Linked DNA regions of Homo sapiens: region 1 is linked to region 2. The links are chromatin loops, found by intact Hi-C in ENCODE. Cell type or tissue: CD4-positive, alpha-beta T cell. All regions are shown on one strand. Links, peaks and the distances in the headings refer to the core of each region. The heading gives the core; the rest is flanking DNA. Region 1 holds the start of LOC105377225 (a long non-coding RNA gene). Region 2 has its middle 270 kb from the start of RPS4Y2.

Evidence for each region. Hi-C counts contacts between places; a loop is a spot of excess contacts. Peaks named below come from ENCODE experiments on the same cell type or tissue, not always from the same donor. Only the 100,000 strongest peaks of a DNase experiment are listed, where the experiment ranks them.
Region 1: it touches region 2 in a loop (2.9-fold over the local background); 2 of 110 quality-filtered maps call a loop at or near these places.

What each region holds. Positions count from the first base shown.
Region 1 is chrY:21,130,090-21,142,050 of GRCh38, reverse strand. LOC105377225 (a long non-coding RNA gene) reads right to left here and starts at 3,418. Exons shown (of 7, transcript XR_007068465.1): 1 at 3,183-3,418. It also overlaps the pseudogene TOMM22P1. In CD4-positive, alpha-beta T cell, for the core only: no CTCF peak of the experiment used is centred there; no DNase peak of the experiment used is centred there; H3K4me3 peaks cover 1,571 bases.
Region 2 is chrY:21,017,189-21,029,149 of GRCh38, reverse strand. No RefSeq gene overlaps it. Among named protein-coding and RNA genes, the nearest start is that of RPS4Y2, 270 kb to the right of the region's middle. In CD4-positive, alpha-beta T cell, for the core only: no CTCF peak of the experiment used is centred there; a DNase peak (open chromatin) is centred at 6,639.

The DNA of each region.
Region 1 (11,961 bases), core at 2,624-10,623, 110 kb before region 2:
CAAAATGGGATTTGTAGTGCTTTTCCTGCTTTCCCAAGGAGTCCCAGGCTACCATAAATTATTTTAGGGTTTTTTATACATGCAGCAAAAGTAGAAAGACACAGTGGAGAACATTAATTCAGTTAATTGGGAAAATACCTTTTCAATGAAACAACATTGATGAAGAGAAAAATATAAAGGCATTTTGAATATACTTACAGCTTTGATCTGCAACAAATCCTACATGGAGAAAGGGAAATTAATGTGAGCAATGCCTTTAACCACAGCCACTTCCCAGAAAGGGAAAGGCAGATGTGATTTTTGAATTGGTAACAGATGGAGAACGAGTAGTTGGGTTGGGGGCTAAGGGTTTGGAGGCAGGAGGGGCCACTGGGGTAGAGGATTTGGATGGGCAAGGAGTCGATGCAGGGAATAAGAATACAGAGGGGCTTTATCTACTGGGTTAAAAGGAGTTTCATAGTAAGGAAAGACCTGGGGAGGATTTTTATTAAAAAGAAAGATTTTATGAGCAGTGCAAGCTTGACACAGTGGAAGGTTACATTTAAGGTAGACATCAAAGAAAGCCTGAATATAGAGAACCAGTTGCCATTTGCCATCCCTCGCTGTAAAGTTGTTAAGCTTCCTGAGAATTTGCAAGTCAAAGGTATGATTTTTGGGCCATCGACTGTCATTATCTAATGTGTATTGGGACCAGGCCATGTTACAGTAAAAGACTAAATGCTTCTGTCAAGTTTTGCAAGATTGTGAATGAGACAGTACAGTGGAGAGGGCTTAGGAATGTGGGATTGTTTGGTGAGAAAAACTAGAAAGATTTTTAGACAGGGCCTATTTCAGCAACTTTCTTCTGATATCAGGGGCTGCCTGAGTATTGAACCTGTTTTTTACTGAACTGGAAGACAGGGAAGTGTGTCTTACTAAAGCTTCTCTCAGTCTCTCCAAGAAGGCAGGTGGATTTCCATATATTTTCTGGTGCAACTCATACAGTTGAGAGTAATTAAGAGGTCTTGTTCTGCTTATTTCCAAGTCTTTTTAAATGTATATCAGAAATTCTTTTAATTTCCACTCATTTATGAGATCACTCAGGCTCCAATTAGGGCTTTTAAGGGAGCCTCATTTTTCTTACTATTGGGAATGGGGACCCTGTCTCTCCTTATCCTCTTTTATCCCTTAGATTTTTTCCTTTCAAGATTTTTAGACTGGCTATAGGAGTTACGCTGTTTATCTCCAAATGTTTCTGCTGCCTGCAAGACTGCCTGCTTTTCTGTAACAGTTAGGGTTTTGGCTTAAATGTAGCATAGCATCTCTCCATGTAACATGAAACATTTGGGTCAAATTTTGGAAAACCTCTCTATGTTTATTAGGGTCATCAGAGAACCTACCTAGTTCCCCCTTTATTTGTGTAAGTTCCTGCAATGAAAAGAAAACTTGAGGTGGTGATTAATAAGGGGCATTCTGAGATGGTTTCTTTAGAAATTGCTTTTCTAACTCTGCGGAATTATTCTCCATGGGACTACCTGCCATGACTGTTAAAAAAGCTGGGTTGATCTCATAATGCTTGTGAAGGTTTAGTAAAAAATGTCATGCTCTCGTGCAAAAGAAAATGGTCACCTTTTTCTTCAAAGTCATCGGGTCAAAGTAGTTCTAAAAGTTTCAGAGTGCACTCAGAGGGGTGCAGATTAAAGTTGGACTGTCACCTCTCTAGAAAAATAGACAAGAAAAGAGGCATCCCTCTGTCTCCTGCTTTTTTTCAGTGTGACCCAGGGAGGAGAAGAAGACAGTAGGAGTGTCCCACAGACTGTTATTTCTCCTTGGCTCCTGGGTCCCAGCATTGTGTTGAATATGCCACCAGTGGTTTCAAGTGTGACCTTCAAATGATGGTAGCAGAGGAGCTAAGCAATGGGGCAAGCCATGCTCACCCAAGTGGCTTTAGTCCTCTGATGGTGATTATTCTTTGACCTCGTAGACTTGGGTCTGGGTCACTCCTTGATGGATGGGTCTCAGGAAAGACTATGTGACAGTTGCATCTGGGCATCTGCTGGACTTCCCTCCTTAATGGAGGAAGTGTTTTAGTATTATCTTTGGTTTCCCTTGCTATGGCCCTAGTGAAACATTGAAACCCCAAAGAATGAGACTGATTCACTTTCAAACATAAAACCCATTTCTGGTGTAAATGCCAATGTAGCTGAATGTAGAACAGGTGCCTTAAAAGAACATATAAATGGAATGGCCGTCCTCTTACTGTTAAAGCTGGAGCTTTGCTGTTTTCAAATGGGGCATGAAGCCTAGTCTCTAATAGAGGGATATAAAAGGGAGATAACCAGAGTTTTTAGACAAAGGGCCAACAAGGCTCCCAGTGGGGAAAAATAAATCCCATTCCCCTACGTAGTGCTGTAGGGTCTGAAATATTAGGTAAAAACTGTGACTCCATCCTTTCAGGCAGAAGTTAGAAAAAGAGGTTTCAGTTTAATTGGCTGTTCCTATAATATTCCTCCCAGCACAAGAAAATTAACTTGTTTCATAAAGAATTGTTTAAATTTATTGGGCAATGCTGGGATTTTACATGGAGGGAAAAACCAACCCAAATGGGGAGGGAAAAACCAACCCAAATGTAGAGGGAAGAAACAATCCAAATGGAGAGAAAAGAGGATATTCACTTGGGGTGAAATATTTGACCATATAGTGTCATGAATGTCTATTATTGAGGGGTAGAAGAGACCTTACTAAGTGAATACTTAGACAGAAATCTTGAACTCCTCTGTCTCGAGGAAATCACAAAAACACAGTTTCTTGAAGTTACATTCCTGGTTACAAAAAAAGACACCAACTTACTCTACCAAGCAAGATTATATCTCTAGGCTGAAAAAACACCTGCAACATTGTATACAATGAAGAGATAGGTGACATAATAGCCATGGGAGAAAAGAAGGAAAATGTAAGAGGGAAGGTCCTTGTGCTGACACACTGGTGGGCTGTCAAGGATTGGAGTAGTCTTCAGATAACACTGAGGACCTTCAGATAACACTGAGGGTTAGTCCCAGCCAGAAATCTTGAATTTTCCTAGGACCTTCTTCCAATCCCACATGTTGGCTTAGGTCCTCTGTGAAAGGAAACTAGATTGGAATAGATGAGAAGACTCATAGATGAATGTAAATAGTTAAAGGTAAAAGTCGGCTCTTACTCACCCTTCTGATGAATTCCCTCCTTCCAAGCCAATGGATCAAAATATGTTGCATTCTTGCCAATGCACCTTAATTTGGAAGTTTCTTGTTGTCTGAAGAAGTACTCCAGGTTTTTTGTTCTTTATCCAAGACAAAAAAATTAAGAATTGTAAACACAAAGATAAAGTTGGAGTGAAAGTTTAATATGAAAAAAAAAAAAAAAAGCTCTCCACAGCAGAGAGGAGTCTGAGTGCATTGCTGGGTTACATCTGAATTCGAAAGCTTTTATAAGAAACTCCTCTCATGTCTGTAGCAGTTTGAGTAACTTCTCTTATCAGTAAACCTGTGTGTGCAACTCCCCTTATCTTATGTAGCTGTGGGTATGCCTCCAGGCAAGCACACAGTGCCACTTATTTTCCTTGTATAAAGTGGGTTGTTTTTGATAAGCCATCCTCAGCCCTGTGCATATTTCCACCACATATATGCCTGAAAGGGAGATACCTTTTTTTTTTCCCTAGGATTTCACTAATTATACAAATTGCTTATCTGTGTGCAGGTGCAGCCTGAGTTTTTCCAAAATGGTTCTTTTTTTCTTATCCCTCAATACCTATTGAAGCTCCCCAAATGAAGCAGTTAACATGCTAAATATGCAAGTCATGTTAGACTGGCTTTATGATGGCTGAGATATCCTCCCACCAAATATGCTTATTAACAAGTTCATGGTAAATTTCTGGGCTAAATGAGCCTCTTTTTACATGGGTGTCTCTCCCACAGAATCAAAGGACTTTTTAAAAAGCCTTATCAAATTTGCTATCCCTAACAGGTCATACAGATGCAACTTCCTGATGGGAACCCAAATCTTTTTCACCTGAAGAGTTAAAAAGATCTCGGGAGTAAAGAAAAAAAAAGTTGGGGGGAAGTTCCTAAGACCAGAATATAGTAACATATAGGTTAATATAATTACAAAACTTAACATATGTAAACAAGCTTTATGTAAGGTATTTGTAACCCTTTTACCTAACAGTCTTATGAAAATGGGTACTATATCGCCAGCTGTGGTGGCTCACACTTGTAATCCCAGCACTTTGGGAGTCTGAAGGGGGTGGATCATGAGGTCAAGAGGTCAAGACCAACTTTGCCAACAAGGTAAAACTCCGTCTCTACTAAAAATACAAAAATTAGTGGTCCCAGCTACTCGGGAGGCTGAGGCAGGAGAATTGCTTGAACCCGGGAGGCAGAGGTGGCACCACTGCACTCCAGCCTGGTGACAGAGTGAGACTTCATGTTAAAAACAAAACAAAACAAGGAAGTGGGTACTATAGCTAACTGGGGCATAATTCATCTGTCTAGTACTATAAACTGAAGACATATAAATATGTTCTCTTAGGAAATGTTAATTGGACATACTAAATGGAAACTAGTAAATTGCCTATGCCCACAAAATATAAAGTAAACACTTAAGTGTTAGTTGGGACAAATCCTCCAGTGTGTGTCCCTTTATGTGGAGCTTTTATCGTGGCTGAAGTAAGAAACTATGAGTACCTTTCAATGACAATGACTGAACTAGAGAATTTCTATTTGCTGGGGCATTTACTGCCTTTCTATGAAATATTAACTGAAGCTACCCATATGCTAATGGAAATAATGTTTCCCAAAAGAGTTCCATCATAAAATAAAAATGGTTAACATAAAATATTGCTACCTAACAGGCAGAGATCCTCTGTCCTAGGATGAATTGTGAGAAACTGCTACATTCTAGAGTGTCTAATAACTCTCAAACTCAGTTTCAGTGGGGCTGAAATCTTAAATCTCCTGATGAGCTTTGGGGCCAAAAAGCTGTGCACTTCTGCTCTGATTGTACTTTTTTGGCATCACTTAAATATTAAAACAGAGTTTGATTTACTGGAGCAGCATCTCATGCAGTCAAAAAGACAGAAAAATCATAGAAACAAAGAAAAATGTGTTCTTTAAGAAAAGCCAGACCGATGAAGAAAAAAAAAAGAGAGTCAAATTACTAAAATCAGAAATAAAGGGTGAAGAACATTCATGTCAGTCTTACACCAGGTCCTGTTGGGGGTGGGGCTGAGGGGAGGGAACTTTGAGGATGGGTCAATAAGTGCAGGAAAAACCACCGTGGCACACATATACCTACGTAAAAAACCTGTAATTTCTGCACAGGTTATTTTTAGAAGAAATAAAGAAAAACAAAAATTTTATAAACAGAAGAAAGAAGAAAGAAAGAAACGGAAAGAGAGAGAGAAAGAAAGAAACAAAGTTAGTTTATTTAAGGGGCATGTACTACGACCTTGCTCTGGGACAGTGACTAAAGCTACCTCTATGATGGAGGACATGAAGTAATTTTGACACTTGATCTTGACATCTGAGCTGGTTCCTAGGAAACGCTCTAATAAGGGAAGCAATACCCAAAAGATATGAAATACATGAAAAAGTGCAAATCTGTTATAAAGGATGATTCTACTGGTGGACTGCAAGGAGGAGATACTCATGAGCAGAGAGCCTGTTTTACCCTACACCTGACTCTAGAACAGTGAGGAGCTGCTGGATTCTACAGAGCCTGACAAAGAGCTATCAATTGACCAACAAAGAGCTGCTGGGTTTGTGGATGACAGTTACAAGGTGAATGAGCAACATGTATGGAGTCTTCTACTTTGATTAGAAAAAAAAAAGAAGAAAACAAGGTGGCTCAGGGAGCTGAACTGCATGCTGTTTTCCCACAATAATGAAAGAATTAACTCTGTTTTGAGTTTTCACTAACTAACTCATGGGTAATGGCTAGCCAATGCCCTGCTTGGTCACATGGTCAGGCAGAAGGACAATGACCAATTTAATTGGCCAATTAAAACAATGCCAGTATGGGGCATGGCCATGTAGAAATTACTATAGAAACTTCAGGGGTGCATAAAAGTAAGACAAGTGGATGCCCACACAAAGTGCCCCCTTCCATACTCAAAAAGTAAGACAGATGGATACACCCAGAAAAAGCCCCCTTCCAGAATGTGACTAGAATTGATAAGTAGATATCCCCATGTGTTCCCTTGAGGTGGTCACTTGCAGCCATGAAATGGATGTATATGGGGTTTCTGCAGCAGTGCAGATATGGGCCAAATCTAGATAAGTCCTCTTACATTGTCTCAGGCCATTAAGGCCAGTAAGAACCGCTATGCTTGTCAGCCAGCAAGACATATACTGCAGATGGCTCTGGAGCAGAGTTTCTGGTGAGAAAGCCCTGTACATGTCTGGCAAGCAATACCAAGACTGGTATTCTCAAAGGGGACAGAGAATAGAGGAGTAGACACTGAGTCTGGAGTGGGCTTCCATTACATGGGGGAAGATGCTAATTCTCAGAGTGCCACACAATAAATAGAACAGAAGATATTGCATGGATTTGGATGGCTGACTGTCATTTCTTTAGATCAAAAAACATTCTGTACAGCCCATAATATCCAACAATAGGCAGAGAGGTATCCTCCCCAGAGTAATGGTGTGATTAAAACTATTGTAAAATAGGCAATTAAAACACTGATTGTCTAAAATGGGTGGAGATGAAAGCATAAAGGACTGGCTTCCATGTCTTCCTAAGTGTGCTCTGACTTAACATGCATGGAATAAACAATGTGTCTTCACTAGAGTTTTCTATTTTCCAGATCGATCTGGGGATAAGTGGGTGACAGGGTTGTTAGCAGCACTGAATCCAGTGCGGCATTGAAACCATATGGGTCTACAGCAACTTCAGTTCTTGCCTCATCAGAAAAAAAGTATTTGTCTGAGGCACATAAGGCAGGGAAATAGACTGAGGCAAGTTCTAGTGCAGAAGTGAAAGTGTATTAAAAAGGTTTTCGATCAGGAAAGAAAGAGAGTAAAGTAGCTTGGAAAGGGCCAACCAGATGACTTGCTCTTAAGTCATCTTGAATCAAGTACCAGGTTTAACCTCTGACTTGCAGTCATATATGTTGGTATAATTCTGAGGTCTTGCATACTTTCTCTCCTTATTCTTCCTTTGTAGCAAGCTGTCTGCATGTGAAGTGCCCTGCTAGCACTTGGGAGGGGACACATTCTCAGTTTGTTTACTGAAGTTGTGTGAATGTGGTACATTCTTTCCTTACCAGTCAAGGGTTCCTAGAAGGTCATACACCAGTTACGTTCTGCTATTTTGCCTCTTACTGCACATGCTTGGGCACAGTGACCCAACTCCTGATATCTTACTTAGAAGCTATTAATCACAAGTTTTAGATGTTTTTATATTTTGGGAACCGACCTTGCTCTGACACTGGTAATGAGCAACTTTTATTATAGAGAGACAGTTTAGCAACTGCCTGACCATCACCTGATGGTCACCTGACAGAGATGGGGGTCTCTTCTGCCCTGTTCATGCCTGACTACCTACTTACTGTAACTGGAGGACCCTGATATGACCATGAAATTCTTGGCAAGGAAGAAGCACACTGGTGTAACTATTATTTTTTCTTTATTCCCCAAATCACTTCAAATTTTCTTTCTCCCCTGCCTGATGCAGTAGTCTTAGGATCAAGGCTGCAATGGCAAGTGCAGAAAGCATAAATAATATCCAAACAAGAAACCATAACTATATATTCAAATGTTACTTCAGAATTCCTAAGGGCCTATTGGGGGTGGGTTGTGTCTTCACTCTATTCAGGAAAAGTGGGTCTAATAGTAAATGCAGTTGTATTTTCTGGTGGAAAAAAAAACCCTATTCATTTCTATTTTTATGTAGATAACTTTATCTGAATGGGAGTGTATCTGAATGAGAGTGGACTGAGGAGAAGCTACTTGCTGGATTGGTATAGCTGCCTACAATCTAAACTAGAACAGGATTCTAAACTGAGGAAAATTTACCATCACCTCAAAAGAATTTCAGAGCAAGAGATAATGAGTCTTAGCTCATTTACACCAGATGCCTGCAAGAGTAAAGTTGTGTGTTTCCCAACATCACTCTTGCTTTAGAACCTGACAAGATTGAAAGGAAGCCTGAAACCTGAATGAACTCATCCTAGGAGACATTACTACAATATGATGGATCGAACTAATTATCAATGGTGAAATGTGACTGTAGTCATGTGGCCATATCTTTTGAGTTGTATGTTCATTTCATGTAAGGGATCCAAGTTTTAACATGGTGGGTGTATTAGTTCATTTTTATGCTGCCAATAAAGAGATACCCGAGACTGGGTAATTTACGAAATAAAGAGGTTAAATGCATTTACAGTTACACATGGCTGGGGAGGCCTCAAAATCACAGCAGAAGGCAAGGAGGAGCAAGTCACATCTTATGTGAATGGTGGCAGGCAAAAAAGAGAGCTTGTGTAGGGAAACTCCCCCTTATCCAACCATTAGATCTCATGAGACTTATTCACTATCATGAGAACGGCATGAGAAACACCTTCCCACATGGTTCAGTAACCTCCCACCAGGTACCTTTCACACATGGGAATTTGAGATGAGATTTGGTTGGGGACATCACCAAACCATATCAGAAGTGTTGAAGTGGGTGGTGGGATGGTGGAAAGGTGTGAAATATATATTGTGAAATATATATCATGAAATATATATTTGATCTTCCCCTCTATTTCCTGGCATATGATACCTTAATCCTTGGGATTTCCAATGTGCTGCAAAGTGCTTTCTTTTTTTATGTCAGCTAATGAACACTGATAGCTTTAGAATTGGGCTCATCACAAGAAAGACCAAAGCATGCTTAGAGGGTGGAAACATTCAGCCCCACACCCTAACCTGCAGCAAGGAGACAAGGGCTGAAGGTCAGTTTGACCACCAATGGCCAATGGCTTAATCAATCATCCCTAGTAATATAGTTTGAATACGTTTCCCCTACAAACCTCATGTTGAAATGGGATCTCTAATATTGGAGGTGGGGTCTTGTGGGAGGGGTTTGGGTCATGGGGGTGAATCTCTGGTAAATAGTTTGGCACCCTTCCCACACTAATATGTTCACATGAGATGCATTGTTACAAAGACTGGCGGACTATCTCCTCTCTCTTGTTTCCTCTCCTACCACATGACATACCTATTCCCCTTTCACCTTCCATCATGACTGAATGTTTCCTGAAGCCTCACCAGGAGAAGATGTTGGTGTCATGCTTCTTGTACAGCCTGCAGAGCTGTGAGTCATGTGATGCTGCTTCTTTTAATATACACAGCTTAGGTATTTAATTATAGCAGCACAAAATGGACTAATACCCTGATGTAATGGAACCTCCATAGAAATCTAAGGAGACAGAGTTCAGAGAGCTTCCAGGTATTGGAACACATGAAGCTTCTTTTTTTGTTGTTTAGACAGAGTTTTGTTCTTCTTGCCCAGGCTGGATGCAGTGGTGCAATCTGAGCTCACTGCAACATCCGCCTCCCAGATTCAAGCAATTCTTCTGCCTCAGCCTCCCAACTAGCTGAGATTACAGGCATCCCACCATGCCCAGCTAATTTGTTTCCATATTTTTAGCAGAAATGGGTTTTCATCATGTTTGCCAGGCTGGTCTTCAACTCCTGACTTCAGGTTATCCACCTGCCTCAGGCTTCCCAAAGTGCTGACATTGCAGGCATCAGCCACTATGCCCAGCTGAAGCTTCTTGGAAGGCGGCATGCTCAGGGAGGCATGGAAGACTCATGCCCCTTTCCTCATTCCTTGCCCTGTGCATCTGTTCATCTGTATCCTTTGCTACATCCTTTATAATAAGTTGGTAAGTGTTACATTAACATACCCCCAAACAACTATTAAAGCTAGTAAATGAACTCAGTAATTTTTCAGAATACAAGATTAGATTGCAAAAATTGTTTACACTAATAAAAAAAGTATGAAGTAAATTTTAGTTGGACTTATTTTAAATATTTAAATACAAAAAGTGAACAAATGCTTCTGTTTTTGTTTATTTGTTTATTTACATACACACAGGTCTAACAGCCAAAATGTGCAGAGAAAATGAGCTCTTGCTTTGTCCTCTATGGTTTCCATGCTATGGCTGAAGGTGTAGCTGGCCTCCCTCCTCCTCCAGCCACACAGAGATTCATAGTGGCTGCTTTGCACTATGGGTTTAATGCATTTTGTCTATTTCATATTGTTGCATTGTCCCTCCTGGAAATCTAGAGTCATATATATATATATATATATATATATATATATATATATATACACACACACACACACACACACACACACACACACACACACACTTATATATATATGTGTATATGTGTGTGTATATATATGTATATGTGTGTATACACACACACACACACACACACACACACATACATATATATAAGCAGTCATTAATGGGAAAAAGAATCTCTCACTGGCACCAGTTCTTACTCCATAATGGGAAAGTGAAATCTTACAGTTAGGGATAAATTAGTGAAAGAAGTGGGGTGGCTGGAGCTGGAATAACATCTGCATGGCTGCACTCTGGTATCAGAGTGAACAAAAGTATGTCAGGATAGTGTGGAGGACACCATTGCAAGTAGAATCTCTTTGTGAGACTATGTGAGGAGAATTCTTTTCCCCAGGTTTAGCTAATGTGCCAAAGTTAAAAAAGAATCAAATAATCAACTTTTAAAACTTCTCTCACTGTGACAGCCCATATAGAGCAATCACAATCTAGGTCATCCCAAGAAGTAAAGATAGAGTGCCTGACAGAATGCCTTCTTCCTTACAGCCCTAAAAGCCTAGAGAAGTGTCTTTTGCTTCTATCATTGCTGCTTTTGCTCCACTTGCAACTTCTCAGTCTCAAAGATGAAAGCAAGAACGAGTAACATAAAGGAGGTGGTCTCAATAGACACAGCTGCCCTGGAAAACCTGTACATTTTCTGAGTCACAAAGAGGAGGAGATTGTAAGTGGCATGGACTGTGCAACTGAACCATCTCTGGAAACATCTTCATCAGGACCTACAGTGTCTGCCACAGGGTCTCATCTAGGTCTTCCTTTTCATTGTTGTACTCTCATAGCTCCTCTCCAGTCTTCTCCATGTTACCTTTACAGGAGAAATTAATCAGAAACAGGGGTCCCTGGCCCCAACTGTCACCCTTGTCTGAGCACCAGTGGCAGCAATGACAGCAACCATGGCTGTTGGACAACTAAAATAATTTTTTACCAAAAAGTGGTATTTAAAATAGCATGTAACTATTTTTAAAAATAAAAGTAATCAAAAAATAATACAAAACGGGGTCAACAAACAAAATTAAAAGATCCAGTCTACAAAATTCTTAAGCAAATATATGGAAGCATCTTTCCTAACCTTGAATTTGTCTTTCAATTTGTAAATATGACACCAACAAAAAAAGGAACAAAACTTTAAGCCATAGATAAATTGAAGTTGTTTAAGATGGAAAAGTATGTCACAAGACTATCTACAGAGAGTCAAAAGACAACCTACAAAATGAGAGAAAACATTTTCAAATTGTAGATTTCATAAGCATCTGGTATCTAGACTCTATAAACAACTGCCACAACCCAATAACAAACTGCCAAACAATCTATTTACCAGATGGGCAAAAATCAAGCAAGTAAACAACAATAGAAAACAAATATGGAAACCCCATATGAAATAAATACTCTCCAAAGAAAATAGACCAATGACAAACAAGCACAAAAAAAAAAAAATTCTGGATGACATTGGTCATTAGAGAAATCCCACTGAAATTGTGCAGCTTAAAATATTTAATTGTTAATTTTATGTTTTGTGAATTTTATTTTAAGATGGAGGGAGAAATGAGGCTTATCCACATAATGCAACATAATTTAACCATAAAAAGAAA
Region 2 (11,961 bases), core at 1,878-9,877:
AATTTTTTCAGAGCTTGTCAAGATGTAGGAACTGAGCTTCATTGATCTGCACTGTTAACAAAAACAATGGCTAATTTGACTGCTGACTAATCTAACAGTGAGATGTGAAGGCAGCTGGGCTTCTGGTTTGGGTGGGGACTGGGATAACTTTTCTATCTATCTAAAGGATTGTAAATGCACCAATAAGCACTCTGTGTCTAGATAAAGTTTTGTAAATGCACCAATCAACACTATGTCAAAATGGACAAATCAGCACTCTGTAAAATGGATGAATCAGTGCTCTGTAAAATGGACCAATCAGCAGGATGTGGGTGGGGCCAAATAACAGAATAAAAGCTGGCCACCTGAGTCAGGTCCCCTTCTACTCTGTGGAAGCTTTTTTCATTTGCTCTTCATAATAAATCATGCTGCTGCTAACTGTTTGGGTCCGTGCCAACATTATGAGCTATAACACTCACCACAGGCATCCGTGGCTTTATTCTTGAAGTGAGCAAGACCAAGAACTCATCAATTCTGGACACATTTTGGCTATTTCGAAGAGACCATCACCTATCACCAAGCAGTGAGACCATCACCTATCACCAAGTGGTGAGTACAATTGGACCACTTTCACTTACTATTCTGTCTTATTTTTCTTTAGAATTTGGGGGCTAAATACTGGGCACCTGCCAGCCAGTTAAAAGTGACTAGCACAGCCACTGGACTAAAGAAAAAAGTGTCAGGGCTTTCTGGGAAAGGGCTCTCTAACAATCCCTGACTCTTCAGGGTTGGGAGCGTTGGTTTGCCCAGAACCTGCTTCCACTTTTCCTGTAATTCTGGGCTGAGCCAAGGGTCAACAGAGAGGAAAGTCATTCAGCTCCCGGGGTCGTGACAAGTTGGTTGACCCTGTAGCCATGAGTGGAACTTTCAAAGGCATGTAGCCCAACTAAGACTATAGCTCATCTATCCTATCTATCCTGACCCTTGCACCCAGGGTCCTAATGCCTGCCAGACAAACTTCCTTTTGCCTCTCTTCTCCAAGGCTATCCCTACTTCTAAAAACCACTCCCTCTCTCTGGTGCTTTTCTAGTTTCCTCTTTAAGAATGATTTCTAGTATAAACTCCAGGACTCTGTTACCTTCTTTAGGTAGCTGGGCTCACCAATCAAAAAGACATACTTTTTTTTTTTTTCCCAAATCCAAGTCACAGGGAGGACTATCTGGAATTTTAGCATCCCTCCTCAGACTAACAGGCCTAACAAAAGCTATTCCTAAAGTTAGGATATGGGAAGACTCAGAAATTGTATCCCTCCTATTCATATGAGTAAGGACAAAATGTGTCACTCTTCCAGCCCTGGAGATCCCTTCCATCCCTCAGGGTATGGCCTTCCACTTAATTTTTGGGGTATAACATCTTTATAGGACATGGATAAGGTCCCAATACTAAAAAGAGAATGCTTAGGACTCTAACAGGTTTTTGAGAATGTGTTGGTAAGGGCCACTAAATCCAATTTTTCTCAGTCCTCTTTGTGGTCTAGGAGGACAAGCAAGGGTGCAGGTTTTTGAGAATGCATCAGTAAGGGCCACTAAATCTGACCTTCCTTGGTCCTCCTTGTGATCTGGGAGGAAAACTAGTGTTTCTGCTGCTGTGTTGGTGAGCACAAATATTTCAATCAGCAGGGTCCAGGGACCATTGTGGGTTCTTGGGCAGGGGTTGTGTCTGCTGCTGCATCTATTACAGTTAGCAGGGTCCAGGGATCATTGCACGTTCTTGGGCAGGGAGAGAAAACACTCAGGCATCAACAGGCTCACTCTTGAAATGCATCCTAAGCCATTGGGACCAAATTGACCCACAAACCCTGAAAAAGAGGTGGCTCATTTTTTTCTGCACTACAGCTTGGCCCCAATATTCTCTCTCTGATGAGGAAAAGTGGCCACCTGTGGGAATTACAAATTACAACATTATCCTGCAACTTTACCTTTTCTGTAAGAGGGAAGGCAAATGGAGTTAAATACCTTATGTCCAAGCTTTCTTCTCATTGAAGGAGAATATACAACTATACAAAGCTTGCAATTTACATCCCACAGGAGGACCTCTCAGCTTACCCCCACATCCTAGCCTCCCTACAGCTCCACTTCCTATTAATGATAAGCCTCCTCTAACCTCCCCTGCCCAGGAGGAAATAAGCAAAGAAATCTCCAAAGGACCACAACCCCACCCCCCTCTATCTATTATGTCCCCTTCAAGCTGTAGGGGGAGGGGAATTTGGCCTAACCAGGGTACATGTCCCTTTCTCCCTCTCTGATTTAAAGTAGATCAAGGCAGACCTGGGGAAGTTTTCAGATGATCTTGATAGGTATATAGATGTCCTACAGGGTCTAGGGAATCGCTTGTAGAGATGTCATGCTATTGTTGGATCAAACCATGTCCTTTAATGAAAAGAAGGTGGCTTTAGCTGCAGTCCAAGAGTTTTGAGATATTTGATATCTTAGTCAAGTAAATGATAGAATGACAGTCAAACAAAGGTACAACTTCCCTACCAGTCAGCAAGCCATCCCCAGTATGGATCCCCACTGAAACCTCAACTCAGATCATGGGGACTGTGGTCATAAACATCTCTTGACCTGCGTTCTAGAAGGACTAATGAGAATTAGGAAAAAGAGCATGAATTATTCAATGATGTCTACCATAACTCAGAGAAAGGAAGAAAATCCTTTTGCCTTCCTCAAGTGGCTAAGGGAGGCCTTAAGAAAATATACTCCCGGTCACCTGACTCACCTGAGCCTCAATTGATCCTAAAAGACAAGTTTATTACCCAATCAGCTGTGGATATCAGGAGAAAGCTGCAAAAGCAAGCCCTGGGCCCTGAACAAAATCTGGAGGCACTATTAAACCTGACAACCTCAGTATTCTATAATAGGGACCAAGAGAATTAGGCTCAAAAGGAAAATTGAGATCAGAGAAAGGTCACAGCCTTAGTCATGGCCCTCTGACAAACAAACCTTGGTGGTTCAGAGAGGACAGAAAATGGAGCAGGCCAATCACCCTGTAGGCCTTTTACAAGTGTGATTTGCAAGGACATTTTAAAAAAGGTTGTCCAGTGAAAAACGAGCCACCCCCTGATCTATGTCCACTATACCAAGACAATCACTGGAAGCTGCACTGCCCTTGAGGACAAAGGTCATCTGGGTCATGTGTCCCTCAACCAGATGGTCCAACAACAGGAGTGAGGGTGCCTGGGGTAAGCACCAGCTCATGTCATCACCTTCACTGAGCCCTGGGTATGTTTAACCATTGAGGGCCAGGAAATTGAATTCCTCCTGGACACTGGCATGGCCTTCTCAGTGTTAATCTCCTGTCCTGGATGACTGTCCTCAAGGTCTGTTACCATCTGAGGAATTCTGGGACAGCCTGTAACCAAGTATTTCTGTAACCTCCTCAGTTGTAATTGGGAGACTTTGCTCTTTTCACTTGCCTATCCTGTCATGTCTGAAAGTCCCACACCCTTACTAGGGAGGGATATATTAGCCAAAGCTAGAGGTGTTATCTACATGAATATGGGGAACAAGTTACCCATTTGTCATCCTCTGTTGAGGAGGGAATAAACCCTGAAATCTGGGCATTGGAAGGAATAAACTCAAGCCCCAGTCTCAAGCCTTCTCACAAGATGAAACTTTTCTTTATATGTCATAGAGAGAGCAGGAATAGCTCTTGGCGTCCTTACTCAGACTCATGGGACAACCCCACAACCAGTGGCATACCTAAGTAAGGAGATTGATATAGTAGAAAAAGGCTGGCCTCACTGTTTACAGGTAGTAGTGGCAGTGGCTGTCTTAGTATCAGAGGCTATCAAAATAATACAAGGAAAGTATCTCACTGTCTGGACTACTCATAATGTAAATGGCATACTAGGTGCCAAAGGAAGTTTGTGACTATCAGACAACCACCAGGTACTACTCCTTGAGGGATGGGTGTTTCAAGTGCATATGTATGCAGCCTTCAGCCCTGCAGTGGCTCACAGTGTTCTCGCAGAGGATGGGGAGTTGGTCGAGCATGGCTGTCAACAGGTTGAAGTCCAGATTTTTGCCACCTGAGATGATCTCTTAGAATACCCCTTGGCTAATCCTGACCTTAACATATATAGCGATGGAAATTCATTTGTGGAAAATGAGATTTGAAAGACGGGTTATGTCATAGTTAGTGATGTAACTGTACTTGAAAGTAAGCCTCTTCCCCCCAGGACCAAGGCCCAGTTAACAGAACTAGCGGCACTTACCCAAGCCTTAGAAGTGGGAAAGGGAAAAAGAATAAATGTGAATACAGATAGCAAGTACGCTTATCTAATCCTACATGCCCATGCTGCAATATGGAAAGAAAAGGAGTTCCTAACCTCTGTGAGAACCCCCATTAAATAACACAATTAAATCATGGAGTTATTGCACTCAGTGCAAAAACCCAAGGAGGTGGCAGTCTTACACTGCCAAAGCCATCAATAAGGGGAAGGAGAGGAGAGAACAGCAGCATAAGAAGCTGGCAGGGGCAGGAGAAGACCAGCAGAGAGAAAGAGAAAGACAAAGTCAAAGAAGGAAAGAGAGAAAGAGACAGAAAATCAGAGAGAGGGAGAGACAAAGATAGAGAGAAAGAGAAAGATAGGAAGTCAAAGAAAAGGAGATAGAGAGAAAGAGACAGAGAGACAGAAAGTCAAGCAGAGAAGAAAAGAGAGGAAGAGACAAAGGAGAAAGGAGTCAAAGAGAGAGAAAGAAATAGAAGTAGTAAAGAAAAAACAGTCTACCCTATTCGTTTAAAAGCCAGGGTAAATTTAAAACCTATAATTGATAATTGAAGGTTTTCTCTGTAACTCTAACACTCCAATACGACCTTGTTGTCAGTGAAAACAAGGGCATAGCCCAAAAGTACTGAGGCCACTGATGACCTATAGCCTTCCTATCAAAAATTCTTAACCCAGCAGGCTTCCTGACAGGGTATCTACATCGGAAAATCCGACCAGACATAGGAGGAACTCCCTTCAGGACAGGATGATAGATGATTCCTCCTAGGCAATTAAAAAAAAAAAAAGACACAAGTAAGTGATAAGAAAACTCTTGTAGAAGCAGAGATAGGAAAATTGCCCAATAATTGGTCTGCTCAAACATGTGACCTGTTTGCACTCAGCCAAAACTTAAAGTACATACAGAATCAGGAAGGAGCCATCTATACCAATTTTAAGTTAATATGGAATGAATGAGGTCTTATTAATGGCAAAGAATAATTAAAATCCCACACTTACAAGGTTTTCAACAAAAGTACAGTTTGCTAAAAGTTAACAGTGTGACATATATTATCCTAACTTCTCATCTTATGGAAATCAGACCCTATCAGTGTCCCTGAAAGTTCAAGTCTGTCAGCACAGAGCCATATAACCAATACCCCTACTTATAGTGTTAGGAATGACCACTGCTACAGGAACCAGAATAGCCAGTTTATCTACTTCATTATCCTACTACCACACACTCTCAAAGGATTTCTCAGACAGTTTGCAAAAAATAACAAAATCTATCCTTACTCTACAATCCCAAATAGACTCTTCGGCAACAGTGACTCTCCAAAACCACTGAGGCCTAGACCTCCTCACTGCTGAGAAACGAGGACTCTGCACCTTCTTAGGGGAAGAGTGTTGTTTTTACACGAACCAGTCAGGGATAGTAGGAGATGCCACCTGACATTTACAGGAAAAGGCTTCTGAAATCAGAAAACACCTTTCAAACTCTTATATCAGCCTCTGGAGTTGGACAGCATGGCTTTATCCCCTTTCTAGGTTCCGTGGCAGATATCTTGCTGTTACCAGGCTTTGGGACCTGTATTTTTAAGCTTCTTTTCAAATTTGTTTCCTCTAGAATTGAGGCCATCACAGCTACAGATGGTCTTTCAAAATGGAAACCCAAATGAGTTCAACTAACAACTTCTACTGAGAACCCCTGGACTGTCCCACTGGCCCTTCCACTGGCCTAAAGAGTTCCCCTCTGGTGGACACTACAACTGCAGGACCCCTTCTTCATCCCTATCCAGCAAGAAGTAGCTAGAACTCTTATTGGCCAAATTCCCAACAACAGTTGTAGTGTCCTCTTTAGAGGGGGGATTGATATGTGAATCTGGCTGGGCTTCTGGGTTCAGTGGGGACTTGGATAAATTTTCTGTCTAGCTAAGGGATTGTAAATGCACCAGTCAGCACTCTGTGTCTAGCTAAAGCTTGTAAATGTACCAATTGGCATTCTGTGTCTAGCTAATTGGGTAGGGGACTGTCTAGCTAAAGGATAGTAAATGCAACAATCAGTGCTCTGTGTCTAGCTAAAGGTTTGTAAAGGCACCAATCAGCACTCTGTCAAGATAGACTAATCAGCACTCTGTAAAATGGATCAATCAGTGCTCTGTAAAATGGACCAATCAGTGGGATGTGGGGTGGGAGTGGAAAATAAGGGAATAAAAGCTGGCCACCCGAGCCAGCAGCGGCAACATGCTTGGGTCTCCTTCCACACTGTAGAGGCTTGTTCTTTCACTCTTTGCAATAAATCTTGCTGTTGCTCACTCTTTGGGTCTGTGTCACCTTTATGAACTGTAACACTAACCACAAAGGTCTGCAGCTTCACTCCTGAAGCCAGCGAGACCACAAACCCACAGAGGAAAAAACAACTCTGGCTGTGCCAACTTTAACAGCTGTAACACTCACTGCAAAGGTCTGTGGTTTCACTCCTGAAGTCAGGAAGACCAAGAACCCATCAGAAGGAAGAAACTCTGGACACATCTGAACATCTGCAGGAACACACTCCAGACACAGCATCTTTAAGAATTGTAACACTCACTGTGAGGGTCTGTGTCTTCATTCTTGAAGTCATTAAAACCAAGAACTCATGAAATCCAAACACAAAAGGAGTCAAGGAACAAACCCTAAAATGGGAAAATATTATAATTGTGGAAAAGCTGGACAGTTTAAAAAGGAATGCTGCCAGATCTGAGGACAGAAAGAGACTTAAAATGGAGTGTCCCACCCACTGGAAAAATTCCAGGACTTTGCCGTTGCTATAACAACTGGGCTAATAAGTTCCACTCAAGATTGCAACAGAATGGCATCCGCTGTTGGGGAATGAGATGGGGGCCTGGACCAAGGTCATTCAAACAATGAGAGCATTCCCAGTTCAGACCACAACACCATTTCAGGAATGGTTCCCAGGAGAAACATTGATTTCCTCACCCCAGGAAGACCAGGAAGTGTAGGATTACATGTCCTGGTCAGAGAATGGGTAACATTAGTGGGACGAGAGAAACCCAACAAGATTTCCACTGGCATTTGGGGACCTTCAACAACAGGATGTATGGGACTAATTTTAGGCAAAAGCCATCTTAATTTACAGGGCAATACTGTACCCCCAGGAGTTGTTGACTCTCATTATGAAGGAGAAATTCAAGTAGTTTTAATGTCACGATGTAATACCTAACCTTGTTTTTACTAACCTTGCTTTTAGACTCTCCCTTTCTCCCTTAATCACCTAGCCTTGTTTCCACATGTATAAGCTCTCCCTTGGCTGAGAAAGCCTGATGAACTCCATTTGGCTCCTTCATTTACAAGACGTCAAGGACTCCTTACCCACCCCCTTCCTCAAGGAGTTCACTTGTGTAAGCTGACTCTCAACATATCAAAGAGTCCAATTAACTGATAAGGTACTGAAGCAAGCAATGTACAAAGTTCCCAGGATTTTGCTCAAGAGATAACACCATAACGCCTTGAGTTTCTGTCTGGCAGAGCCCCCATACCTAACATCTTATGATAGATTTAGAGCCCCTGCACCTGGAACTGTTGTCTTCCCTGTAACCATTTGTCTTTTTAAGTTTTTCGCATGTTTTCACTTCTGTAGAATTGTTGCAACTGAGCTCCCCTCCCCTTCCTAAACCAAAGTATAAAGGAAAAGCAAGCCTTTTCCTCGGGGCCAAGAGAATTCCAAACGTTAGCCGTCTCTCTCTCACTGGCTAATAAAGGACTCTTAAATTTGTCTCAAAGTGTGGTGTTCCTCTAACTCGCTTGGGTACAACAACAAGATCTTTGGGTTTTTGAACCAGGAGAATATGTTGCTCAATTATTGTTTATTCCCTGCAAATTACACCCTCCTCCATGAAAGGAGAAACAAGAGAATAAACGGTTTAGCAGCACAACTACATGGGAAATCTATCCATCCCAACCGATAGCCTCTGATAGGCCCACCTGTGTAGTGCAAATTAAAGGAAATAAATTTGGGGGCTTATGGATACGGGAGTTGATGTGTCAATAATATCTAAAGACAATCGGCCCCCATCCTGGCCATTACAATTAACTTCTACATCCTTAGCGGGAGTAGGAACAGCTCAAAGTGTTTAACAGAGTGCTGAGATTTTACCTTTTCCTGGTCCAGACGGACAATGGTGTACTTTTCAGCCTTATGTTGCAAATATAGCTATCAATTTATGGGGTCAAGACTTACTTACAGCATGGGATATGAGACTTACAAATGAAAACTTTGATAACCTAGGATTTAAAATGTTGAAGGACATGGGACATCAGAGTGGAAAATATTTAGAGAAATTCCTACAAGGAAACCCTAACCCAATATCAATAACTGGAAAGAAAGGTTAAACCCTGCCAGGAGACTCTTCACTAAATTTCCCATGGCAGTTGGCCAAAGAGGCAGAATTTGGAGTTGCAGCTTGTAGAACAAATGCTTTAGCAATGGCATGCCTCCCAGCTACACCTGCAGAAACCTTTGCTTTCATTATCCCTCAGACAAAATTTTGTAGTTTTATGAATTCCATTCTTTCATTCTTCCTGTGATTACTCATCACAAGCCTATTCCAGGTGGACAGACTTATTTTACTGATGGCTCTTCTAAAGGTCGTGCCACTCTCTATGGACCTAAACATACTCAAACAATAATGCCCTCTGGGGCTTCAGCTCAATTCTCAGTGCTAACTGCAGTCATTCAGATTTTACAGCTCACAGCTGCAGATCCTACCAACATTGTCTGTAATTCAGCTTATGTTGTAAATGTAGTCGGTCACATAGAAACTGCTACAGTTAAAGGTACGCTAGACCCAGAACTGACAATAGACACTTATTCTCATATGCTGCATGCTACATGCCAAACAGGTTCTGAGATTACTGATTAATCAGTATCAGCCACTGAGGAAAGAAAATGGAAATATGGAGACCAATAACACTATGAAGAGAGGTCAACAAGTCTGGAAAATAACCAGAGAGCATGTATATATGAAGGTCATAGAAGATTACCACTCTCTAGTACGTAGTATAAAGTTCTTATTTGGTACAGAGAGTGTCATCATGAATCCTGGTGCGTAGTTGAGATTGTGTTTTTTCTTTTATTTTCTTTTCCTTTTTGAGATGGAGTTTCACTCTTATCACCCAGGCTAGAGTGCAATGGTGTGACCTCAGGTCACTGCAAACTCTGACTCCCATGTTGCAAGTGATTCTCCTGCCTCAGCTTTGCAAGTAGCTGGGATTGCAGCCATACACCAAAATGCCTGGCTAATTTTTTTTTTTTTTTTTTTTTTTTTTTTTTTTTTGGATTTTTAGTAGAGGCGGGGTTTTACCATATTGGCCAGGCTGGTCTCAAACTCCTGAACTCAGATGCTCTGCCAGCCTCAGCCTCCCAAAGTGCTGAGATTACAGATGTGAGCCACTGCACCTGGCCACAATCGGGTTTCTTATGTTTGCACATTGCCAACTGATAAAGTTGGCATTATAATAGTCATTCTCACAATCCATTGTGGGGGTTCTGAATATCACATGCAGAAAGAGTCCACAGTTAAAACTGTGACTGTCATATGTGAACATATAGCCACAGTTGAAATATAACCTATTTCTAAACCCAGCTCACAGGCAGGTAAAGACCCTCTTATTTGGACCAAGTCAATTGGAGAGAGGACCGAGTCAATTGGAGAGACGTTGACTCTCATATCTGTGCTGGACACAGCTGAGTTTATGTGTCCATACCAGTAAAAAGGCTTCAGAACACATCGAGACTCTTTTTTATTTTTTCTTTTCTTTCAGGACAGAGTTTCAATCTTGTTGCCCAGGCTCGGGTGCAATGGTATGATCTTGGCTCACTGCAACCTCTGCCTCCCGGGTTCAAGTGATTCTCCTGTCTCAGCCTTCTGAGTAGTTGGGATTGCAGGCACCCAACACTACACCTAGCTAAATTTTGGTATGTTTAGTAGAGATGGAGTTTCACCATGATGGCCAGGCTGGTCTTGAACTACTGACCTCAGGTGATCCATCCACTTCGACCTCCCAAAGTGCTGGGATTACAGGCACGAGCCACTGCACCCAGCCCAGACTCTCATTTATATTGTATAAAGCTTTCAGATAGTGTAGAAAGTTTATGGAACCCAGCACACAGGTGGAATTGTGCATTCATATGCACATCCAGCCAACAGCAAAGATTTTCATTCTCCCACGGGAACGCGGCCCATTGATGAGGTTTTATATCTAACAGCCAAAAGTTTGCAGTCAAAAGGCAGTCAAAAGTTTAAAAACTTACTCTCATACATCATTCCAGTCCATGGTTAGGTTGGTCACCCTCAAACAAAAATTCAGCACACTGTGTGTGCTGTGTGTGGCTGTGGCTCCCTGAAGGAGACAAAGTCTGCAGGAGAGGTTGAGGCTTTTATGGCCAGATTAAGTCCACTATTGAGATTGTGACTAGTATACTTAGATCCAACATACAAGAAAATTCACCCTCATGCATGAAATCAAGACATTTGTGGGATCATTAGTACCATCACTTAAAGCCTCCTGCAGGTACCATTGTGACATGCTTCTGTCTAGCACCTTAGTGATTTGAGTGTCCTGTGTGGGCTAAGCCCACAGATGGTTTTGCTTCAAATCGCTGAGCCCAGCACTTCGGGGATGTGACTCTGTTTTTATTCGTTGGTATTGCCCACAAAGGACATTGTGACATACCACTGGGCTTACTCTTTAGTTGATATGAGTCTCCTCTCCTGCCTTGGTGCTCTTCACTGGTGGAATTTTGACATATCTCTGCATTCCACACCCAGATAATGTAAGTCTCCTGCCTGGTCTTGCCACCATGGGCCACTGTGTCATATTGCTTGGTCCAGCTCTGAGACAATATAACCCTCCTGCCTGAACCCTGCATACAGAGGGCATTATGGCATAGCTCTGCACCCATCACCCAGGTGATCTGACTGTCTTCTTCTGCCTAGGGGAAATTGTGACATATTTGGCCAAACACCTAGCTGATGTGACTTCTTCCTAGGTTCTGTTCTAAGGACAGACAGTGACATATCACTGGGCTCAACTGAAAGGTACCATTACTCTTGTTTCTGGAACCTATTCTCTGATTGCAATGTGACATATATGTGGGCTCAGCACCAAGGTAATGTCAATCTGATGCCTGGCCCTGCTTAGATGGGGCATTGTGACATATCCTGGGCCCATAAACTATTTGGCATAACTCTTTTCTCTTACTTGGCTTTCCCCATAGGAGAGATTGTTACATATCTCTTGGCCCAACACCTAGATAGATAATTCAACTCTCCTCTGTTGCTTAGTCCATGTCCACGGAAAGGACAATGAGTTGTCACTGGGACCTGCACACAGATGATGTGCTATGTCACCTGGTCCCTACTCACAGCGGTCATTGTCACTTATTGGTGTGGTCATTTCCTAGATGGTATGACTCTCATTTCCTTTTTAGGACTTGTTCACAGTGGGGATCATAACGTGTTGTTTGGCCTAGCCCCTAGGATATGTGACTGTCCGTTTCTTATTAAGCCCTGCCCACAGAGTACATAGTGACATATCTCTGAGCCTTCACCTAGGTGATGTGGCTCTCATGCCTGAGCCCTTTACTCAGGGAGTATTGTGACATATTGCCAACCCTAGCACATAGGTTATATGATTCTCATCTCATGCCTGGG